Linked DNA regions of Homo sapiens: region 1 is linked to region 2. Evidence: chromatin contacts called from ENCODE Hi-C or POLR2A ChIA-PET data. All regions are on one chromosome and are shown on one strand. The core of a region is the stretch at or near the end of the contact, and the rest is flanking DNA. Distances in the headings are between cores, read along the strand shown.

What was found. Hi-C counts contacts between places; a loop is a spot of excess contacts on that map. ChIA-PET counts read pairs that join two places held with the same protein, here RNA polymerase II (POLR2A). Pooled maps may share reads with other maps.
Region 1: a loop to region 2 is called in a pooled map, with 8 times the contacts of the local background. The contact joins two enhancer-like sites. A Hi-C loop is called at or near these places in 1 of 50 pooled maps. POLR2A ChIA-PET finds 5 or more read pairs at or near these places in 2 of 52 experiments (K562 and naive thymus-derived CD8-positive, alpha-beta T cell).

Annotation. Positions count from the first base shown.
Region 1 is chr16:23,858,800-23,866,447 of GRCh38, forward strand. The region is part of intron 2 of PRKCB (protein kinase C beta); the gene reads left to right. Among named protein-coding and RNA genes, the nearest start is that of PRKCB, 27 kb to the left of the region's middle. RefSeq lists an enhancer at 6,961-7,607. Within about 2 kb of position 5,057, at least 7 of the 41 ENCODE cell types and tissues checked have a DNase peak (open chromatin) inside an H3K27ac peak, as active enhancers do.
Region 2 is chr16:20,901,118-20,907,637 of GRCh38, forward strand. All of the region lies in intron 1 of LYRM1 (LYR motif containing 1), which reads left to right. Among named protein-coding and RNA genes, the nearest start is that of LYRM1, 3.6 kb to the left of the region's middle. RefSeq lists an enhancer at 1-631. Within about 2 kb of position 3,519, at least 12 of the 41 ENCODE cell types and tissues checked have a DNase peak (open chromatin) inside an H3K27ac peak, as active enhancers do.

The sequences.
Region 1 (7,648 bases), core at 3,807-6,306, 3.0 Mb after region 2:
CACTAATTTATTGAGGCACTGAGCTGGATGCTTCACACACATGATCTCATTGAATGTCCACAGCACCCTAGGAGGTTGATCTCATTATTAACTTCATGAAGTGACTGAGGCTTAGAGATATTAAATAGCTTCCAGCCTGGGAAACATAGTGAAACCCCATCTCTGCAAAGAATAAAAAAAAATGAGCTAGGTGTGGTGGCTCGTGCTTATATTCACAGCTACTTAGGAGGCTGAGGTGGGAGGATCCCTTGAGCTTGTGAGGGTTGAGGCTGTAGTGAGCTTTGATGGCACCACTGCACTCCAGTCTGGGTGACAGAGTGAGACCCTCTCTCTAAACAAACAAATCCCAGGAGACATTAATTAACTTGCCACTGGTCTCTAAGCTAAGTAGTTGAAGAGGGCAACAAACCCAGGTGGTCTGACTCCTAGGCTTGAAGGTCCAGGTTCAGCTACTCCACCAGTATCCCTGGTCAGTCTTTGGCCAGGGCACAGAAGGTGGCATATCAAGTTGTGGGGTCTGATTTGGAAAGTGTGAGATCCCTCCTTTGTATCTTTTCCAAAGTCCACTCAGAAGAGAGTAGTGTAAAAGGAGTGATAGCACAGCGTGGTCTGGCTGGCATAGTCAGCCGCCCTGTGATGGGCAGGGGGAAGCTGCTTTCTGTCCTCAAGCAGCCCCTAAACTTGTAGGCCAGACTCATAAATCACACATTGATAACTCAGTGTGATGTGTGCTGTAATGGTGGAGAGGGGGGAGAAATGCCAGGAGCAGCTCACCTCCCAGGGTCCTGGGGAGGCTGCACAGAGGAGCCTGAGTTCTCAGTTGGGTTTTGAGGCAGAGGAAGCAGTGAAAGAGAGAGGAAGAATGTCAGTGAGGTGCGGGGAGAAGCAAGAGAGAGAAGACACTTGGCAGGAAGAAGTAGTTGAAGTACCCGGGGATGTTTAGCTTGAAGAATAGAAAATTTGGAGGAGGCAGAGAAAAGGCAGGAAACTTTAAAAGCAGGAGAGAAAGACCTCCAGGTTCCCAAAGGGAGCATGGCACTTCTCAAGGGGGTGAGGTTGACAGCATTAGGAGAGAGAGAGAGAGAAAGAGAGAGAGAGAAAGAGAGAGAGCGAGAGAGTTGTCAAGGAAGGGAAGGACCCATGGAGGGGAGAGCACAGGTGAAAATGAGAAGTGATGGGAAAATGGGTGGGAAATAAATGAAGTTTTGAGGCCAGTTGAGAAATCTTGCTTGGTGGTTTCTATTTTCTTTGTGAAGCAGAAAAAAAGAGGAATTAGACAGACCTGCATTCAAATCTCATGACCCCAGGCAAATTTCTTATCCTTAGCTTCTTCATTTTGAAAAAGGGGTGAATGATAATAGGACCTACCTAATAAGAGTTGTCAGGATCAAATATGTTAGTGCTTGTGTAAGATGCAGTGGCACCCTGGCACTTAGTACCAAAAAAAAGTACTATAAATGTTGTCACCTATTGAGGGAGTCCGGGTTTGGGTGCTTGATACATAGAAATATCATGAATAGCAGCAGAGAATACAAGAAGAAGAGAAAGCTTGGGGGAGAAGATAGAGAATTATGCGTTGGGTATGTTGAGGATGAGGTGCCTGTGCCATATCCGGGTGTAGGTGCCCAAAGGCAACTGGAAGTCATGAGAAGTCAGGGATAGAGGTAAATGTTTGGGAGTTGTTAATACAGGGGTGCATTTTTAAAATATCTGAAGTATGTTACTGGTGGCACTCAAAGATTTTTAATGATGTAAGGTATTCAACAACATGGAACTACGTAGTTTTAAAAGAAATTCTCTTGTAGGCCGCGTGTGGTGGCTCACACCTGTAATCCCAGCACTTTGAGAGGCCAAGGTGGGTGGATCACTTGAGGTCAGGAATTCCAGACCAGCCTGGTGAACATGGTGAAACCCCATCTCTACTAAAAAAAAAAAGAAACAAAACAAATCAAAACAAAAAAACCGGGCATGGTGGTGTGTGCCTGTACTCCCAGCTACTCGGGAGGCTGAGGCAGGAGAATTGCTTGGACCCGGAGTCAGAGGTTGCAGTGAGCCAAGATCGCGCTACTGTACTCTAGCCTAGGCAACAGAATGAGACTCAGTATAAAAAAGAAAAAAATGTTTTTTTCTTTTAATTCTTCGGGTTAAGGAGAGTGTCTTAGTTTGGTGCTATCATGTCCTAAACATCTTTCTAATGCATGCAAATCTCCCTTTTAAGCTAAAAGAATGAAGCAATCTCAGACTCAGAGCTATGTACCTGCTAGAATTTAATAATTTAAATTTTCATTGTGTTCTTCATACTCACCTTCTATTTATAGCAAGTGTTACTAGCTCTCCAATTCTGGAGGTTGTTTCAGATAGGATGCATTAGTTCTTTTTTTTTTTTTGAGACAAGGTCTTGCTCTGTCACCCAGGCTGGAGTGCAGTGGCACAAACACAGCTCACTGCAGCCTCAACCTCCCAGGCTCAAGCAAACCTCCCACTTCAGCCTCCCAGGTAGCTGGGACTACAGGCATGTCCCACCATTCCTAGCTAATTATTTTATTTTTTATAGAAACAGGGTCTCACTGTGTTTCCCAGGCTGGTCTTGAATTTGGGCTCAAGCAATCCTCACACCTCCGCCTCCTAAAGTGCTGGGATTACAGGCATGAGCCACCATGCCTGACCTGCTTTGGTTCTTAAAAACAGAATATCTGGCGAGCCTAACAAGGAGGCTGGTGGTTCCAGGGTTGGTTTAATCAAAGACTTAACACTGTCATCAAGCGCCTCTCAGTTATTTGCTCTGCCATCCTCAAAATGTGATCAGTGTCTCCCTTCTTGGTCCCAGGAAGGCTGTGATAGCTCCCAGAATCACATACTCACAGGGCAAAGCAGGAAGGAAGGGGACATAGGACAAAGGATTTGTGTTTAAGTATTTCATGTCACATTTGCATGTGGTGCTTGGAGCTGTGGCAGCTATGTTTTGACCATGAGGGACAAGGTTGGCAAGCTGTAAATGGCAGTGTAAAAAGAGGGAGAGGATCTGTCTCCTTCACAATATCCTTGAGCCCCTGAATTCACTAATCTTGATATAGCTCTATCTCTTGAAATTTTGTTTTGTTAGATAATTCTCTTACTGCTTAAAACGTCTTAAGATGGGTTTTCTGTTCTTTCCAGTAGAATGCATTGTATCTCACACAATTTGAGGTTATTGCCTCAACCTACTCTGAATCATTGCTCCTCCCCCTTTTTTCCTGGTTGATTAGCTTCTCTTGAGATTGTGTCTTATCTTCCTGGTTTTTTGTATGTCGGGTAATTTTGGATTGTATCCTGGACACTGTAAGTGTTGTGCTGTGGAGACTCTGGATTCATTCGTATTTCTCTGAAAAGCATTGATGTTTTTGTTTTAGTAGGCCATTGACTTGGTTGGACAGTAGACTGTCTCTGGGACACCAGCTCAGATGTCAGTTCTGTTTTTTATTTTATCCTTGAGTCTTCTTTGGGACTGCCCCATGCATGCATGGTTCAAGAGTCAGCCAGACATTTGGGTGGGGTTTAGACACAGAATTTGGGGCTCTTCTCTCTTGGCTGTCTCTATTATGGAATTCCTTCCTCACTTTCCAGAAGCCGTGAGTGACCTGAAACCTGTCCTCTGGTTCTGTACACCAGAAAGACTTGAGGCTTCATGTTGAAGTTTTAGCTGACAGCAGCTTGCGTTCAGGGGAAAAGCTGTAAAATGACCATTCCCTTCTTCCAAGTTTCAACCTCTCTGCAGAATCTGCTTTCTTTTGTTCACTTTCGAGTAATTTCAGGAAAAAATTTTTTTTTCGTTGAGAGTTTTTACTTGTTACCTATGGAAAGGTTGGGTCTAGCTGAAGCTTGCTTGCCCATAACAGAAACGAGACTCTTTTCTGTCTAACACATGGGAAAACTAACGCCCAGAGAGGTGAAGTCATTTCCCCAATTGTCAGAGGCACTTGAGCCAGAGTGACTCCATCTTGAGTAAGGGCTAGGAAAATAAGACCGGGACTTGCTGGGCTGCATTCCCAGAAAGAAAGGTATTCCTAGCCTCTAGATGTCTACAGTTAAGGGAACAGATTGATAATGTTTACTAAACAGAGCCAGGCTTGGCAGTGTCCAGCTATCCCGATATCTTGAGAACAAAGGCATTCCTAATTTTGCTTTAAGGATAATAATATTGATTATTGCAAAACAGAGTAATTAAGAAAATTAATCCTTTATCACAAACCCTTGTAGCAGAACACATCTCTCCATGATTTTTAAAATCATATATATATGATTTATATATATGATTATATAATATATAACATATATGATCATATAATCATATATATGCATGTGTATGTGTATATATATACACATGCATATATATGTATATATGTGTATACATACATACGTATATATGTGTATATATACATACATATATATGTGTATATATATACATATATATACACATACACACACACACACACACACACACACACACGAATATTTTACCTAGGGTGGACGTGCTCCTTCTCTTACTTTTAGGAACCCCCTACTCTGTCTATGGAGTAACTGTTCTTTCACCACTTTACTTTCTTAATAAACTTGCTTTTGCTTTGCACTGTGGACTCACCCTGAATTCTTTCTTGTGCAAGATCCAAGAACCCTTTCTTGGGGTCTGGATCAGGACTCCTTTCCTGTAATACAATGTCACAGAGCTCTTAAGTGGCAGAGCTTGGGGCCAAACTTAGGCTGCTGCACCCGATGTCCCAGCTCCTCTGCCCTATCTAGCTGTGGATTTGTGCCTCGAAATAGAATTGCATTTTGAATGCAGTTTCATTTTCGTATGGAAAGTGTCTATCCTGTAAATGTAACTGTAGCAGCCCCAAAGCTGAGCTGGGCAGTTTTATGGCAGCCTGGAGTCAGTCTTGTCCGCTTCCAATCAGGGTTCCTGGACTGGCTCCTATATTAAAATTGGTATTAGTAGACAATGTTCCAGGCAGAGTTTTGGATAGAAACTATCCATCAGCACCAAGAATGTGCCTGATTTGGTAATCTTTTTACCAAAGTAAAAGTCAGTAGTAAGTTGTGGTTAAAAGAGAGGAAGTTCAGAGTTCAGTACGTTATTTCTCTCTCTCTCTCTCTTTGTTTAAATAAAAGAGGAAGTTACTGCTCTTATTTTTGTACCAGCCCGTCAGTAATGGGTACAGAGTAAAATCTTAGCTAAGCTGAGGTCAAACTTCAAAACTTAGTAATAAGGATCTCCCTTGTTCCTTTGTAGGGCGACTAACATGAAGGTTCTGACTCTTAACCCATAGAGCCACAAAAAATAGTCCTAGGAAAATCATATGATTTTATTTATTTTAGGAACAGAAATGGTCCCTTCCGAAGTAGAGGCATTTCTACTTCTTTCCTAAACACCATCTCTGCTCAGTGAGCTCTCCCACCCTCAGGTACTGTGTTTCAGGCTTATTGCTGTATTGCTAGAAGTATCCTCACCTTCGAGATTAAGAAAAGATATTTATTGCCGGGCACAGTGGCTCACGCCTGCAATCCCAGTCTTTTGGGAAGCTGAGACGGGAGGATCACTTGAGCCCAGGATCTTGAGACCAGCCAGGGCAGTATAGTGAGAACTCATCTTGAAAAGAAAAATTTATTGAGCTCCTACTGTATACTGGGGATACAGCAATAGGCAAGATAGCCCTTGCTCCTCATGTAACCTACAGATAATAAACAAGATTACAAACAAACAAAATAAGAGGTCGTTCTAGATTATGATAAGTGATGGAAAAGAAAAAACCTGTATCTACTTCTTATAGCAGAGACCTGCATTGGGAGTTGCTGTGATCAAACAGGAAACGGAAGGTGGAGTTTGCTTCTGTATCCCTCCATCCCTGAGTGGAGGCTGGGTGCTTCTCACGACCAGGGCCTCTGAGATTTCTTTTTTTGTTTTTTTTAAATTATTTTAGATTAAGGGAGTACATGTGCAGTTTCGTTACGTGGTTATGGAGCGTGATGCTAAGGTTAGGGTTTCTATTGGTCGCGCCACTCACATAGTGAACCTAGCATCTGATAGGTAGTTTTTTGACCCCCTTCCCCTATGCCCTCTCCCTCTTGGGGTCCCTAGTGTCGGTTGTTTCCATCTTTATGCCCCTGTGTACCCAATGTTTAGTTCCCACTTCGAAGTGAGAACATGTGGTATTTGGTTTTCTGTTTCTGCATTAATTTGCTTAGGATAATGGCCTCCAGCTGCATCCATGTTGCTGCAAAGGACACAATCCAAATAAGCACAATCAGAAATGACCAAGCTGACATTATGACTGATCCCACAGAAACACAGGAGATCCTCAGGGATGACTATGAACACCTCTATGCACACAAGTTAGAAAACCTAGAGGAAATGGGTAAATTTCCTTTGCACACAACCTCACAAGATTGAACGAGGAAGAAATAGAAATCAAGATTTATTTTCTGTTTTGTTTGTGTGTGTGTGTGTGTGTGTGTGTGTGTGGTTTTTTGTTTGTTTGTTTGTTTTTTGGACAGGATCTCATTCTGTCACTCAGACTGAGGTACAGTAGCACAATCACACCTCACTGCAACCCTGACCTCCTGGGCTCAGGTGATCCTCCCACCTCAGCCTCCAGGGCAGCTGGAACTACAGGCATGTACAACAATGCCCGGCATATATATATATATATATATATATATATATATATATATATATATATATATATGTGTGTGTGTGTGTGTGTGTGTGTGTGTGTGTGTGTGTGTGTGTGTGTGTGTATATGTATATTTAAATTTTTATATATAAATATATATCTATCTTTGTAGAAATGGGGTTTTGCCATGTTGTGCAGGCTGAAATTGAGATTTCCTAATGTAAGAAACAGAGCCCCAAGGGGCTCTTCTTGGGCTGGTCGCTGTATTTCATCAGGTGCCTCTGTGTTGGACACTTACTTCCCTCCATTGCATAGATTGGATCCTTTATGCTTAGCCTAGACTCTGCCCTTTGGGATGCAAGGAGCTGAGTGAAGGTTCTGGGAGAGTAGGCTTAAGCCCAGAAGAGGGAGGCCTCTCTCTGGATGTCATGCTAGAGCCTGCCTTTTAGTCTTTGTGTTTCCACTCTCCATCCTCCTCTTCTGGAGTTCAGAACCCCTTCCTGGTCAAATTGCCCCCGGGCTCTATGGGATCCTGTGGGATTCTATCCTTTGAGTCTACCCCACCCTTCAAGTACTTCCTGTCTTTTCACACCTAAGTGAAAGAAAGTAGGATAAGAACAGCAGTTGTTAACTTGATTGATTGTAAATTGCCTTCATTAGAAAATGTTAATTATCGCCCCTGGGAAGGGATTAATCCTTTAGGTCTCTAGGTTACTAGACTGGCAAAAGCCAAGTGTGCCTTGGTTGACTGTTTCTTTCTGAGAGTAAAGAGAAAACATCAGGGGAGGTAGAAACCTCAGTCATGGGGTAATCATTATGGCCATGTTTATCCCCATACACGTATCTTCTGCTGATTCTGGAGTCAGCTAGATTTTGTGACCCAGCATAGATGATATAGTGACATTGTCCTGCTGTGTTAAAAAATTTAAGTTCATAAGAAATGCATAAGTACAATCTCATCAGGATAAATTACACAACATAGATAAGATTGAAGACCTTTT
Region 2 (6,520 bases), core at 2,269-4,768:
CGCTCAGGTGCCGGCGTGGGGCCCCCTCGGAGGCTGTGAATCTTTTGGACCCCCGAATGTAAATGGGAGATGGTAGGGGCCGGTCCGGGGGCGAGAGGTGTCTGGCTGGGGAACGTTGACCCACACCAGGTCCCGTACAGGAACGGAGACTCCCTAGGACCGTGAGAGCCAGCTTCGTAATTCTCTTGCTCTTCAAACCTGAGAGTAGGGTGTTGCTCCGTTACCTTCCATTCGTGTGCAGGAGAGAGTTAAGTAAATCAATAAAGAAGGTATCAGCAAGTGAGAAATGCCCCCCAAAGACCGGATGAGGTGACAGAAGATGGGGGGAGGGCCCCTCGAAATCGGGTAAGGTCGTTCAAAGGAGGCCACGGTTTTGCGGGGATCCGAGACAATGGGTTTTCTGGGTGGAGAGAAGAGCCAATGAGAAGGACTTTTAGGTTGGAAACAGCCAGAAGGCCATGTGGCTGAAGCAAACAGAGCCAGGGCCGGAGTGCCCTGTGATGTAGTTGGGGAAGTGGCATGACTGTAGCAGCGCCTTTTAGCCCAAGGCAGGGGTTTGGCTAATGTGTACCTTAAGGGTTTTAAGAAGGGAAGTGACCTGACCTGATTTACATTTTTAAAAATCCGCTCTGCCTGCTGGATAGAGAAGGGTGGAAGTAGTTAGACCTGTTAGGAGACTGTTGCACTGTAAGACAAAGGAGAGGTGAAGATAGTGTTGAAAGGGCCGGCCGGGCGCGGTGGCTCACGCCTATAAACCCAGTACTTTGGGAGGCCTAGGCGGGCGGATCACGAGGTCAGGAGATCGAGATCATCCTGGCCAACATGGTGAAACCCCATCTCTACTAAAAATACAAAAATCAGCTGGGCGTAGTGGCACGCGCCTGTAATCTCTGCTACTCAGGAGAATCGCTTGAACCCGGGAGGTGGAGGTTGCAGTGAGCCAAGATCGCGCCACTTCACTCCAGCCTGGGCAACGGAGTGAGACTCCGTCTTAAGAAAAAAGAAAAGGCCCTCAGTCACAGTGGAAATGGAGAGAATTCCATTCAGCATATATTTGGGAGGTAGTGCTTGCAGGACTTGCTGGGGAATTGGATGTGAAGTGTGTAGGAGAGGGAGGAACCAAGGTTAACTCCCTACGGGAAAACAGTTTAGAAAGGAATATCGAAAGTTCTCTTTTGAACATATTAAGTTTGATAAGTCTATTAACAAGTCAAATGAAGTTGTCAAGAAGTTAGATATACAAGTCGGGGAAAAATCATAGTTGGAGATAATAAATAAGGAAGGCAGGGAGGAGCTCCCAGATCACCTAAGAAGAGCGTGTAAATAAAAGAGGAAGACCCCTAAATCCCTTGGGTTCTTACCATTTAGAGAGTACCCAGAGAAGGAGAAGCCAGCAAAGGAGACGACACAGACAAGACCTCAGAGATCAAAGGAAGAGGCCCCTTAATATCCTGGAATAATGGGACCCATCCCCGTAATCAGTGAATCTCATCCACCCGCTTGCCAGCTTCTACCCGCAGCAAGTAGAAGCTAAGTCCTGGCTCAAATCTCTTCCCTCCCTCCCTCTCCCAGCTGTCAGTGCTTTTGGACTTGTGCTCAGGTAATTTGTGTCCGTTATAGAAAACCTGACTTTTTGGATAAATTGTCTGTTTATATGGCTGTCTCCCCCAGGTACTGTTTCTTATTTGTGTCTTCCTGGCTCCTGGTACAGAGCCTTGTCCATATGGTGGTTGTAGCTGGGCAGGAACACTGTGTTCATAAGGTATCAGCCATACAATCCAACAGCTTCTCACAAAAAGGGGCTTTTGTCCCTGCCACTGCTGCCAAGCCCACCACAATTACGATCAGTTCCACAATATAGTGTAAAGGGTATCAGAAGATGAATAAGAAGGCCTGGGTTTCAATCCTGGATCTGCCACTGACCAGCAGAGTGGCCATGGATAAAGCTCTTCTCTCTGAGCTGAAGGGTTGGCCTAGATTTGAAGTTGCATACTGACAAGACAGATATTGCCTGCAAACATATTGTTCAGCCCACACAGTGATTTAAATTCTTTTTTAAATTTACTTGCCAACATTTAAAAATTGGACATCAAAATCCAGACTTTGGGCTTCATTTGAAAAATCCGACAATCTGACAACACCAGCCTGAAGTTCCTAGAGGTTCCTACACAGCAACTGTCAGCCAGAGCTGAAGAGCTGTCTCCCGTCTATGTGGCTCATGCTCAGGGTTTGCCAAAAAGGCCTCTCCTCTCCTGCTACCTGGCTGACCCCTGTGGGCATTTGATTTGCAATTCTTGGTCTAGGGCTGTGCTATCCCTGTGTAGCCACTGACCACATGTGACTATTTAAATAAAAATTCAGTTCCTCCAACACAGTATGTTTCAAGTGCCAGTAGCTACCTGTGACAGGTGTGTGTCCTATTGGACAGAGCAGATAGAACCTTTCCTTCACAGAAAGTTATCTTGGTCAGCATTGGACTGGAGGAACTCGAGGGTACTATGTAGGCTAGTCATTCTCCGCATGTGAAACTCAAGGGACTTAGCCTACTGAGGAGCTCTGGTGCCTCTGCAGATGGGAAAGTTGCGCATTCAGTAGTTATTTGATGGTGGAGGAAGCTGTCCTGAAGGCCTGGACCCCTGCACAGAATGTGGTTATTTATCAGAGAGTTGGATCAAGGGTCAGGTGCTAGAAAGCCCCAACTGTATCTAGTGTGGCATGCAAAGCTCTTTGGTCAGTTTCCTAATCCAGTTCCTCAGAAAACTATAACAAAGCAAGAACTTAAGTCAGTGTCTTGTGTTCTCAGACTTTTCGATTTGATATGAAGGGTGAAAGATCCTGGCTGGGGAGTTATGAATGAATGAATGAATGAATGAATGAATGATCTTTAGCATTGGCCTTCAATTCCAGCCCCCCCACCACATCTCTTCCACTGCCTTCTACTACTAGTAACTGGTGACTGCTTTTTCACCACCTCTGACTGACCCGTACCTTTTCTTTGCCTGTTAAAATATGCTAATAAGGAAACATACTTCCATTTCTTTTGAATTGAGGGGCCCATAACTTTTCATTTAGAACTTCTATCCCTGATGGGAAAAATAGCTGTATATCTATTGGTTGTTATCTTGGTTACAGTAGCCTGATTGGAGTTCCCCTGTACAAATATAATCTTGTGTGCGCTCCGGTGCTGGTATGATATATTTAGAATGGGTGTGCTTGCCTCCTGTGATCTTGTTTGGGATAGACATTTTAGAAGTCTTTCAGACATTTTTTGTTTTGGCCCCGTGTTCTAAAAACTTCCCATATTACAGGGCCTAAACTAAATTATTTTCCCTTAGGTAAAATAAAAATGCCATCCACCCTCTCCTCCCTGCCCCCTATTGCTGACAGACCATATTCTTATCATTTTCTGTGTAAAAAGATGCTGTTTCATAAAATAGCTGCGGTATGATTAAGTATACCACACAAGCATATCCTGAAATTTGCAAAACAGTGTGTGGCATGTGAGGCATTACACTTCCCTTTTTGGATTCTAGTAACCAAAAACTGAATCTGAAACAGGAAATAAGTCTGTGGTTGTGTGTGTGTGTGTGTGTGTGTGTGTGTGTGTGTTTAATTGATAGGAGGATATGGGACCAGAAATGTATGGAGAACAATTTCACTTAAAGGTTATTGGATTGGGGTAAGAATATGGGTGTACACCAAAAAGGAGGGAGTATAACAGATCTAAGAGAAAAGTGCCCTGAGGGATAAACAAGGAGTAAGAGATAAAGGAAGAAAAATAGGAAGGGAAGCCTGGTCATGCCTTTGGTGTTGGCACCTGCATTATATTTCCAGTAAGAAGTATGCGCTGTGGTCTGAAGATAAGCGGTGCTTCCAACAGGGTTATTTACTCATACCAAAGAACAATAGTCCTTTGCTGTACAGGGATTATTAATGATCAGAGGGAAACAGCTTTAGGAAAATCCATTACTACCACAAAGCAATAAATTCACCAACAGGCCACACATTTCTCTCCTATTCAGACAAAGCTTAGCATAGATAAAAGAGACCTCGTTGTTCTTCCTCTGTTTCCTCCTATTCAGGTAACATTTGCCTTTGTTAACTCTCAGTGCTAAGTGATGTTACATGGATTATTTCATGAATAATCCTTACGACTCTGAAAGGGGTTCTGCTATTACCCCATTGTACATTCTAAGAAACCAAGTCTCAGGCAGTTAATAATTTGCCCAATGGGGTAAAGTCAAGATTCAAACCCAGCCTTGTCCGCCCAGAGCCCAAAATAAATGTTCATTTATTTTGTATTATATCTGCTATTCCTTACAAATGGGACAGACATTCCCTACTCTGCTATACAGGGCAAGAACATCTGGTTGCTCTGACATTAGCAAGAGCATTTCAATTCTGTAGAGGTTTTCCAAATGATAGTTTTAAGTCACAGTTTTCTAGATTGATTTTAACCCATGATCATTGAGTATAGTGGACCTTATTCCCCAAAAGGATTTTTTCAGGAAAAAAGTATCAGAACCCCATTCTTCTATGTTTGGTTCTAAACTTCATGGAAATATTATAAGGTATTTCAGTCCAGTGGACAAACCCTAACCAGCCTTAAGAAAACTTAAGAGTGAGGGTTACATCATAGCTGTGTCTCTTACGCTGTTCTGGATGAAACTGATGAGGATTCCTCCCCAAGTAACACTGAGTCTCCAGTTCTTTATCCTGACACACACTGCTCTTGAAAGCATCCTAGTAAGGGTTAATTAGTATTTAACCCTTCAATGCTCTGGGATCATCAGTTGGGAAGCTTGTCCAGATACCATCGTGTGTATCTCAGGATGAGAACATACGTTATCAATGACCATTCTGTGTGTGTAAATTTATTCTTCTAATACATATTTGTCATGTTCCAACTATGTGCCAGCCTAGGCATGTAATGTACAAGACAGTCCCAAATCTCCCCCTGCTCTCCCCACCTCCTACTCCCTGCAACACACACATGGTGGAAAAAGAAAGGTAAGTCATGCAAAATTATGATAGAGTAGGATGAACATTATGACAGGGGTATGCCAGAGGTGCCAGGAGTGCACATAGCCGGGACACTGACCCAGCCCCAGTGTGAAAAGGGCACCCGTCCAGAAGTGATGGAAGTCAAAAGGTGGAAGCAGCAAATAGGCAAAGAAAGGGTATTTCAGTTGTATGAAGTAGAGAGGCTTCCTATGGCAAAAAGAGGGACATTGCACATACAGAAGACCATGATCTCATTTGGGTGGAGTTTATGATTCCCCCTCCTTGCTAAAAAATCATAAAGTACTTGGGAGAGAAATTTGACTATACTACGGTCATGAGTTCTGATGAGGGAAAAAATTCCACCTAGGGGTAGGTCTTTCCTGAAATAAATGGAAAGGGGTGTTTAACTTCCTGGGGCTTGAAAATCAGGGTAAATTCCTCTTGCCTTTGTCCCATTTCTTATTTGTACTGCAACACATTTTCTTTAGAAGGCAAAGCCTCATGAGAGTCCAGCATTTGGAATTTGGACATTCCTGAGACCAGAGTCATACTTCTATAAATCTCAGCTGGGGAAAGGGAATTTTCATCTCTGCTCTTAAATTCCTAAGTGTTCATGCTGCAATGGTCTTTCCAAAGGCAGAGGAACTGTTCCAGAGGTGGGGTAAAAGGGCACAGTGGATGAGGCCCCTCATACCAGCAGATCTTTCCATAGTCCTCCTGTAGAAACACCAAGTGTCTGGGTATGCCTTGTACAGTAAGTTCTTGGAACCTCCCCAGACCCTCTCACTGCACTTTGGACAGTGAGTGGCAGAGTGGGTGGGTGTTTGGTGTTTGGTTTTTGTTTTTGTTTTTTAGACTGATCGCTGCCCATTATGAGTCCCCATTACTGACTCCAAAATAGAAAAGCTTGTGGTCAGTCAGGAAAATGATCATCCAGCTTTTTTGGCTCTTGACCCTGACTCCTGTCAACTAATTAGGGGCATTAGGCAAGATCTTGTTTCACCATCTGTACAAGTGTTGGAATTATAAGTAGTTATGATATACAGTAGTTTGATATACAGTGTATTTAAAAAGATATAAATCAGACCGTGTTACTCCAGCTTGCATAAAATCTACCAGTGTCTTTTGCGCTTAAGACCAGAAACAAAGTGCCTTTCCAAGGCCTACCCCCAACCTGTGCTGGATTCTGTGGACCTGTGGCCCCTTTCCCAAAGGCTCTTGTTGCATTCATGTTCATCTTTTTTATTTTCATTTTTTGAGATAGAGTCTGACTCTGTTGCCCAGGCTTGAGTGCAGTGGCGTGATCATAGCTCACTGCAGCCTTTATCACCTGGGCTCAAGGGATCCTCCCACCTCAGCCTCTGAAAGTGTTGGGCTTATAGGCATGAGCCACCATGCCTGGCTAATGTTTTTATTTTTCAATGGAGATGGGATCTCCCCGTGTTGCCCAGGCTGGTCTCAAACTCTTGGGTTCAAGCAATCCTCCCACCTCAGCCTCCCAAAGTGCTGGGATTAC